2 separate regions of the Homo sapiens genome follow, and region 2 is linked to region 1. A link is a loop called in an ENCODE intact Hi-C map of the cell type or tissue named here. Cell type or tissue: PC-3. All regions are shown on one strand. Each heading gives the region's core, and the rest is flanking DNA. Links, peaks and the distances in the headings are about the cores only. Region 1 overlaps HOTTIP (HOXA distal transcript antisense RNA). Region 2 holds the start of LOC107986733 (a long non-coding RNA gene).

Region 1 (4,392 bases), core at 181-4,180:
GCTTTCTGAAGTTGCCAAGCCTTTCAGTTAAGTCACTTTCAGAGTTCGACAGGGAGAATCATGCTCGTTGTAAATGAGACTACCAGATTAAAACAAAAGAAACCAGAACATCTTTATTCATTCTTTTTTAAAAATAATCCCTTATTGCTAGGGGGATATTTTCAACGCATGGCATTGAATTTCTTCCTGAAAACTGCGGTTGCTCTGATAAGCCATCAATTCAGTGCAAACTTTCCTAGTTTAATCATTAGAAATTTCTTTTGTGTTTCTACCAGGGGAGAAGTTGTGCTGAAATGAAATATAGTCATTTACCCACTAATAAGTGAATATGTGTTAATTTAGGACACACTAAGGACTGAGGTATGTTTTTTGTGTTCCTCCATAATTCTGATGCAGCAATAGAAATTTTCTATTAAAGGACGATTCTCTCATATAAAAAAGTAACATAAATCTTCCTCTTTCATATGTAATTTTTAGAAAGATGAGACAAGATTTTTAGGCAAGATGGGTCCACCCCTCAAACCCCTTTTTTGTCCAGCTTACTCCTGGGTGAACCCTCAAGCTTTTTCTAGAGTTTCATTGCAATAACCCAATTTCAAGCCCTTTTACTCAATCTTGAAATATAACAGATCTTTGAAATCCTATGGTGGGGGTGAAATGATGTGATGCTATCTGGGATTTACTTTAAAATACTAAAGATAGAGAGAGAGGAAGTGGATAATAAAACACTGAAGATGAAATTATAATAGGGGTCAAAACTTGGAGATGGGTACCTAGGGGTTTGTTATGCTTGTGTGTGTGTTTGACAAATTCCATAATAAAAGGATTTTTTTTTTTAAATTGTATCGGGCAAAGGTGGAAAAACTATCCCTGCCAAAGGGCTACCAAAAAACAAAAAAGTGGTCTGTTGGTTAGCACCTGTAGTTGCCCATTCCTAATTCTTGATTTCCAGAAACAGAAAACGACCTTGCTCCCTTTTCATTTCTCTGGAGTCAGCGGCCAACCTTGATGCTTTCTTTCCGGCAAACTCCCTCTCCCAACCCATAAACTGAATATCTAAACCCAAGGTTGGAGTATGATTAATGGAACTTCCGTACTCAGCTCCCCTCACCAGAGTGTAAATACCCATACAAACTAATATCAAAAGTTCTTACTGAGCGCTTCGTTTCCCTGAGAGCTGGGCCGAACGGGGCTGGAGCCGCGGGACAAAGGAACCGCGGCTGTTCCTTGAAAAGTGCTGGGTGCTCTAGACCCGCTCAGTGAGAGTCCCTGGAGCCAGACGGAGGTTCTGGGGAGGACATGCGAACCTGGCAACGCCAGTCCAGGACTCACCTTCCACGGAGGGCAGGTGTATTTACCAAGCCACAGGAGAGGGAATGGTGAGGGGTCGGAAAAGTAAGAGTGAGTAAGGAGATGCGCCAGCGAAGTATGTCACCAGCCTGGTCCGACAGGGTGAATTTTTTTTTCGTAGGGCTGGGTATGATGCTTGTATTTCACCCACATGACATTGGATGCGCACATTCACTCTGTGTGTGTATGCACGTTTGATGCGTGAATATGCGTGCATATCAAGGCACACACATCGTTATGATTACAGCATATAAAGTGCCCATAAAACTCTGATCACACCTCAGTGTGTACTTGAAGGGGTCCTGAGTTCCCCTTCCTCGTCGCTGCGCTGGTGAATTTCCTTCCCTCCGTCGCGTTGTGCATTAAGAATTCGCAGCTGGGAACAGGGCCGTGGGAGTTCTTAGGAGTCTAGGGCGAGATGGACCCCCGCGGGCCCAGGCCGCCTGGCTGCCTGCGCCGCTTTCTCAGCGAGAAAGCCGAGCCCGGCGGGGCCAGGCTTACGTGCAAACCCCCTCCTTCCTTCAAACGCTCGAAGTCTTCAGTGTATTTGTTGACTTAAAGAATGCACTGCCCAGTCCTGGTTTCCTGTTTTGTTGCGGGCGTAAGCATCAAGCTAGGGTGGGGTGGGCGCTCGCGGGTAAAATTCCTTTGGGCCAGTGGCAGCGTCGGGTACAGAGACCCCTCGTCCTTTTCCCGTCGCAGCCGCACGGAATTCTCCGGGCCGTCCCGCGCTCGCCCAGCGCCCCGGCTGAGTGACCCGCAGGTCACTTCCTGGGTGGCACGGGCCCCTGCAGTCCAGCAAGCCGGTGTCCCCCGCGGGCTGGCCGCGCACTGCGAGAAGGCGTTTCCTCCTTCCAGCCGAGCCCTTCACCAAGCTCCCTCTGCTTCTAACGCATGCTCCGGTCCTTTCCGCGAAGGCTGTTTCCAGCTCCAGTGAAGAGCGATCAGTGGCACTGTCGGGGAAAAGAGCTCTTCCACCACCACGGCCGCTGCCGCGGCTGCCGCCGGCTTCGGAGTCACTTAGGCCTCCCAGAGCCGAGTTTTGGAGGACGGAGTTTGCGCCAGCTCTGAGGAGTCCGGGCGCGGCTGGCCAAGGCTCTGCAGTGGGAGATGCTCCTCATGGGAGTCTGGAACCTGGTTGTTCTGAAATGGTGTGTGTGGGGTGGAGGTCTCCTTGCTCAGGGACTCTCTGGGGGAAACAAGGCAGGGCTGTACTCAAATTGGAGTTTTCCTTGGGCTCCTGCCGTCTTTTCTGAGTCCCTGTGCACTAGTGGCTTTGTGGTACCTGAAAAAACAAAACAAAACAAAAAACTCTACAGGCAGCAGGAGAGCTGCTCCTCCAAAAACCTGCTGTCCTTGAGATCCACCCCATGAAGGGATCTTAAAGGCAAAGTGGGGGTCCCTGTAGATCTTCCTGGACCTTGCACTTCCACTTTCACCATGTTAACATTTGGTCACCACAGTGACAATAGCCCAAAACTATCCCACAGCCTCAAGCCTTTTACTGCCTTATTATTGTTTCAAATGCACAAAAATCTGGAACAAAAGGTTGAGTGAGTGACTCGATGCACCATTTCCCTGTCCGCTGGCCAACTTCAGCCCAGATCTCAGGACCTACCAACCCTTTCCCCTTAAGAAAGAGGGTACAGCTTCTACCTGATGGGGACACTCAAAATTCCCTCCATAAGCAGAGCAGTCCCCCACTTGCTCCTTTCCCAAATGATCTGCTCAAGTTTGGCTTCAGAGGTGCTACACTGTTTGACGATTTCGTCTTTTCTCTTTCTCTCTCCTCAGCCCCTCAACCAGTTTTTCCTCTGGATCTTTCTTCCTTTGCCATTATCTCTGTGCCCCAGCCCACCTAGGGTGGGAGAGAGAGGGTTAAGATGTTCTGCAAAAGTGGCTTGTAAAGCTGCTTGGATACATTAAAAGCACATGAATATCCTGAAATACAAAGTGTCTTTAGAATCAACCAAGGAATGTTTATCCTAGTGCTGGATGGATGCAAAGAAATAGTGCCAGGGAGCAGTGCTGACAGCCTCCTCAGAGTTAAAGTGAGAGCAGGTAAATTTCATTTGCTAATGAAAATCAAGCTCGATTAAAACCTGGTTTCCCTTTTTCCTTTTCTTCTCCAATGCTGGGAGCCCAGAGCCGCGTGGACCAGGCTGGCATCCAGTTCCCCACCCAGAAAAACCTAGCTGCGGTTTTTTTCTTCAGTGAGAGGTTTTTGGGCAACCAGTCCCTGCAGGGCACCCTGGCCTACCCCAGGAAGTAAGAAGCCTTGTCAGCCAAGGCATTTTGGAACACTGAGAAAGGCTCTGGTGATTCCTGAAATAAAGGCCGTGCTGCAGAAACTACCCTCCGGTCCTGCCTGCACTGCCCTCTCAGGGCTCCTCCGGGGAAATCAGTGCACCAGACAGTACCTGGGAAGTGACTGCAGCCTCTCCCACCTCTCCCACCTCTACTCATGCAGCCCTCTGCTTGGCTGTCATGCCTAAGGTGCCACCGCTGCCGGCCGATCCTAGTGGGTGCCCTGGCTTCCCCAGTCTAACCCAGGAGGAGCCTGAGAATATAAAATTATCAGGTTGAAGGTGCCTCTGCAATCCTATAGGAATTCCTGAGCCTGGAGAACAAAAAATCAGAGGGACAGACAGCTCAGAAGATCAGGACCCACTACCTTGGCAGGCAAGCAAATCTTGACCTTGCCGTTGGGAAAAGAGGAAAAATGCTAGGAGGGTCTGTGCTTGCTTCCCAGAGCACACCCGTCTCAATCGTCCTCCAAACTTTCTTTTGCCACAGCAAGTCAGTTTGTTGGCTGCCTGGCAGGGAAAGAAATCATATTGGGAAACATTAATAAATATCTTATCTCCCTTAGCAGAAGACAGGGAAGGAAGATTATTCTTGCTTAAAAGTGAGTAGAAATTCTGAAACTCAGACCCAAATTATTCAGAGCTCGTTCTCCTTCTATAAACGACCTCCACTGATTGGTGGCTACAACTCAATACTGACAGGACATGCAGACATTTGAAAACAGTGGGGCATGCC
Region 2 (4,392 bases), core at 285-4,284, 140 kb before region 1:
ATAAATGTGACTGACTCCACAGGGCATGTCCTTAGTGGTGAGTGGATACTGAGTGGGGCTGGCAGCTGGGGGGCCATCGTGAGGGTGGTAGAAAAAGACTGGACCAGGGTTGTGGGATCCCAAGGTCATGGTCATGTTCTTTCCCTACCGCACCTCCTCCCTGCTGTGTGCTTCCTTGTCATAGATGGACTCCATTCAGTTCCCACTTACCAGCTGCCCCCCTCTCCAACCCTTGGTTCCCTTTAATTTTGTGCGTTTTCTCCAGCTTGGGCGTAAGCCACTGTCCTTCCTCTACCCCCATTTCTTTCCCTTTCTCTTCCCTTCTGAATTCCAGGGCTTCCCCCACCCGTGATTATCTCCCTTCTCCTGTGCTAAGGTCTGGACTGAGATTGATTCTCAGCTATGCCCATCTGACAGACGGAGACAGACCACTTGTCCATACAGTATGGCATTTCCCAAGCCATTCCTACTGGCTTGCACTATCTTTTTACATTCAAATATCCACTTCTCCCTACTAAAAAAGCAAAAAAAAAAAAAAAAGCTCTGCTAGATTCCTTTTGACTTTTATTATTCTATTCTCAAATATTTGGGACCTAATCACTTAGACTTCAATTGAATTTGACTTTTCCAGATTTTCATCAAATCACTTGATATTTTCTATCTAACACTGAACCCTGTATTTTTAAAAGCCACATCACCTGGCTCCTGGATCTTAGTGACATTCTAAAGATTCACTTGAAAACAGAGTTTTTTCAGCACAAATGTGAACTCATTTGATTCTGTTAGTCACCCTACAAAGGAGACAGGTAAAATGGGTATTATCATTATTCCCATTTCTACTGATGAAGAAATGGAGGCTATGACAATTCAAGTCACCTGTCCCAAAACATACTGCTGGTAAAGGAAGTAGCCCAAATTTATACCCAGGTCTCCTGTAACACCATGACACACCACACTGCTTCTCAAAGGCCTATTACAGATGACATCCATTATAGTGAAACATTTGGAATAACTTTTAGGTGACACTTATTTGTAATGGAAATAGATATTCTAAAGAATCAATACTAAATCAGGATATCAAATAGATGGCATTATAATCTTGGTCCCACTGAAGGTATTCATCTGTAGGTTTTATTATTATTATTATTTTGAATTTAGGAACATTGACACCTTTATTATAATAACTTTTTTAGGATGACTGGGTTTTGGGGCATTTCTCTGAAATAGCACCTTATTAATCATGAATGGAGTCTTGATTTTTATTTTAATCATGTGCCCAGACATGGAGGGAAAAACGGAGAAACTTCCAGATTCTTGAGGCCAACTTTTTATCCCGTTATTAGAACTCCTTTCTCGTGAGGCATCGTAAGGCAGAAAGAGGACTCTCCTGGCTGCGAAGTGAGACAGAAGGACTCAAGCCACTTCACTTGAGGCCTTTCCTAGTCCTACCTTCGTTTAAACACACACACTCACAACCTCTTTTGATTTACACTGCTGTAGCCCAACTGTTTGGGAAAGCTGATGTTGTGGAATCCCTAAGTCATCTGTGACCTAGGTCACTAAAGACAGGAGCAATTTAGTAAAAGTATTAATTGAAAGTCTCCTGACAAGCCCTGCTCCTTCAGATAAAGTTACACATCAAACCCACACAGGCCGCCAGGCTATTCTGAGCAGGCTGAGATTTTCAATATCTCATAAACAGGCCCTTCAATCACTACAATCTAATAAGGCTATAATCATCATTGACACTATAATGATTAAAATGAATAAAACCCATTAAGAAAAGTCATGTTGAGTTATTAAAAGTTTCGCTCTGTGTGATATGTAATCTTTTATCCATTTTTTATGATGAAATCTGTAACCATCTATCCACGAAAGACCATTAATTTACTGCTCTGTGGATGTTACCATGCTCTTTAGTTTAACAGCTTATCATTGATTTCTTGAGGGAGATATTACATTTGGAGAAATACACATGGAACAAAAGCCCGAATGTTGCTCTAAATTTCCCACTGACAGAATGATCAAAGTATTTGGGTCTGGTCTGCAGCTCGGGGCTAGGGAACAAGTTTTCTAGAGCAGAGCAAGCCCTCTGGCTACCAGGCAGCAGATACATGTTTTCAGGCATCACAAATGCTTCTAAGGAAAGGTCATGTGCACCATGGCGGGAGGGGGGGAACAATAAAATGTCCATTAACCGGAGCCTAGTTAACTGGCTTATTGGCATCTATTAGAAACAAATTGCAAACAAAACTGATCCTATTATAAACTTCTCCTCCTCCCGTCGGTCAAGGGCAGTCTCTGATTGGTTCAGAAGAGGCCCCAACAAATACAGCGTTGTCAGATGGCTCCTTTATTTGCAAGGAGAAGATTGGGTTTCTGCCAGCAGCAGTCTCCAGCCCTGACTAGCAGAGAACTTACAGAGTTGGGAGGGATACGTGGCCCCGTCCCACAGAAACAGCACTGGAAAGGTGACTAATGTACTCCGGCCCGCATTCTTTCAACAGGGACTTTTTCCCCTAAGCAAACAGCAATAAAAAAATCTGAATAGAAGAATGTGGACACAGTGCTGAGCTAAGTGGTGGGGGAGCCCGATTCTTAATGTGTACTTTTTCTTATAAAAAAAACTCTGCTTCAATATCTTTACTGCTCATCTCCTGTTTAATCTTATTAACAGTAAAACCTAAAAAGATTCTGTGAAGCCAAGAAGAGGGTGTTGTCTTTAAAGGCATTCTTCATTTTTCCTGAAATGATTAATAAATCTATTTGCTAGCCTTCTTCGGCTGCCTCTCACTGAACAGACTTGCCAGTGTTTTCCAGCAGGTAAGGACAACACCCACACCACAAGGCAAAAATGGTGGGCTTATGTTTTATCAGATTTCCTTATTTTCCAGATTTGCTTCCATCATTGAGGTCCTGCTGGGTTTGGGGGGGCTTTTTTTCCACCTTATCTAAATAATATTAGGTTATAAACGTCATTCATAACATACTATCTCTTTTACTAAGGGAAGCCTGTTTTTACCAAAATAATCAAATATTCTTTATAATCCTCCCCTTTAAAAGAAAATAGAAAATTCCATTTGTAAGGTTTAAGTATAGTTCAAAGCGCAGCTAACAGACATCGATTTTTTTCAATCTTTGGAGAGTTAATTTAAGCCTACAACATTCCATCATGTAAGACAAAATGGTTGCTAAATGAAATTAAAAGGCAAATCCTCCAAGAATAAAAAGGAAATCGTTCTTTATATAATACATCATTAACCTGTGGAAATAACTGCTTCGGGGCATGATTGAGGCTAACAGCTTAGTAAAAATGTGTAAATGATGTAATACTTCTACAGATAAGAATGGCATTAGCGATTGTGAATTCTAAGAATGTTCACTTTCTGTGCACACACTCGTACCACAGTTGGAGTCGGGAGGACACTTCACAGGCCATTGCCATGCTTCTGCAATTGTTGGTGACACATAAACAGAGCGGTATCCCGTGTACGTACAATTAATGTTTTCTGCTGTTCTCATACCTTCATCTCACTTTTAACTATATTGATATCAACTGTGGTTCAAAGTGAAAATGGAATTGGGTAAATTATTTGTCCATTTCCATGAGGCAAGCCTTTATTTCCCCTCAATTTTTGGGAGGAGGGGATCAAGATGAAATGCACTATAAATGGTCATATGACTATGTCTAAAGACCCTTAAGAGAATTACAAAATTACTTAAGCATTCTGATCAAAAAGGACTGATATCTCGAAGAAAATTGTGCATGTGTGTGTATCTGTATATAACATAAAGTAAAATAAATAAGCCAGAGTGGGAGATAAGGAAATTCAGTACATCAAAGAAGGCTCCTTTTAGTCTATCTTCAGAGAAGGTGAAATTGACTGTTAAAATACCTATAAAAAATTTTAAAGACATTCCTGAATTTTAATTTATCATCATGGTATTAAAAATATAGCTCTTTCTAACCACGGAGGCACTGAAGATTTTGTGACATGAAAGTTTTCCTGGTGTTAATTTGAGCCTTTAATTAATTATAACCTTTTAGAAGGGGGCTGTATAACTGCCACAAAAAAAAAGGTTACATAGAGATGATGAAAAAATAAGACTCATTGCAGATTTTTAGTGAAGCTGCGCATTGGTGAGCTGTGGTTCTCAAGTGATGAGTCAGCACTTCTGTGATTGCAGGTGGAAAGAGCAATAAAATCTTGCTGAGTTTAGTTATTGAAATTATATGGTTTCATAAATAGTATAATGTTGTTCTCAGCAGGTAAATTTTATATTTTAATGACATCTGTATTATAACACATACAAATTCTCAAGCTCAAGGTCAACAGAGCCTTCTTCAATATGAGCAGCTGGAGCCCAGCACTGAGGCTGGAAATGAATAAT

Evidence for each region. A loop is a pair of places that touch in the nucleus more often than their neighbours do. Peaks named below come from ENCODE experiments on the same cell type or tissue, not always from the same donor. Only the 100,000 strongest peaks of a DNase experiment are listed, where the experiment ranks them.
Region 2: it touches region 1 in a loop (10-fold over the local background); 2 of 110 quality-filtered maps call a loop at or near these places.

What each region holds. Positions count from the first base shown.
Region 1 is chr7:27,202,955-27,207,346 of GRCh38, reverse strand. It overlaps HOTTIP (HOXA distal transcript antisense RNA), which reads right to left. Exons shown (of 3, transcript NR_037843.3): 3 at 88-2,635. Among named protein-coding and RNA genes, the nearest start is that of HOTTIP, 4.7 kb to the right of the region's middle. RefSeq lists enhancers at 1,443-2,165, 2,166-2,890, 4,385-4,392. In PC-3, for the core only: no CTCF peak of the experiment used is centred there; DNase peaks (open chromatin) are centred at 1,416, 1,926 and 2,246; H3K4me3 peaks cover 4,000 bases; H3K27ac peaks cover 3,696 bases.
Region 2 is chr7:27,345,141-27,349,532 of GRCh38, reverse strand. It overlaps LOC107986733 (a long non-coding RNA gene), which reads left to right and starts at 2,763. Exons shown (of 3, transcript XR_001745009.1): 1 at 2,763-2,823. In PC-3, for the core only: no CTCF peak of the experiment used is centred there; a DNase peak (open chromatin) is centred at 2,422; H3K4me3 peaks cover 2,121 bases; H3K27ac peaks cover 2,499 bases.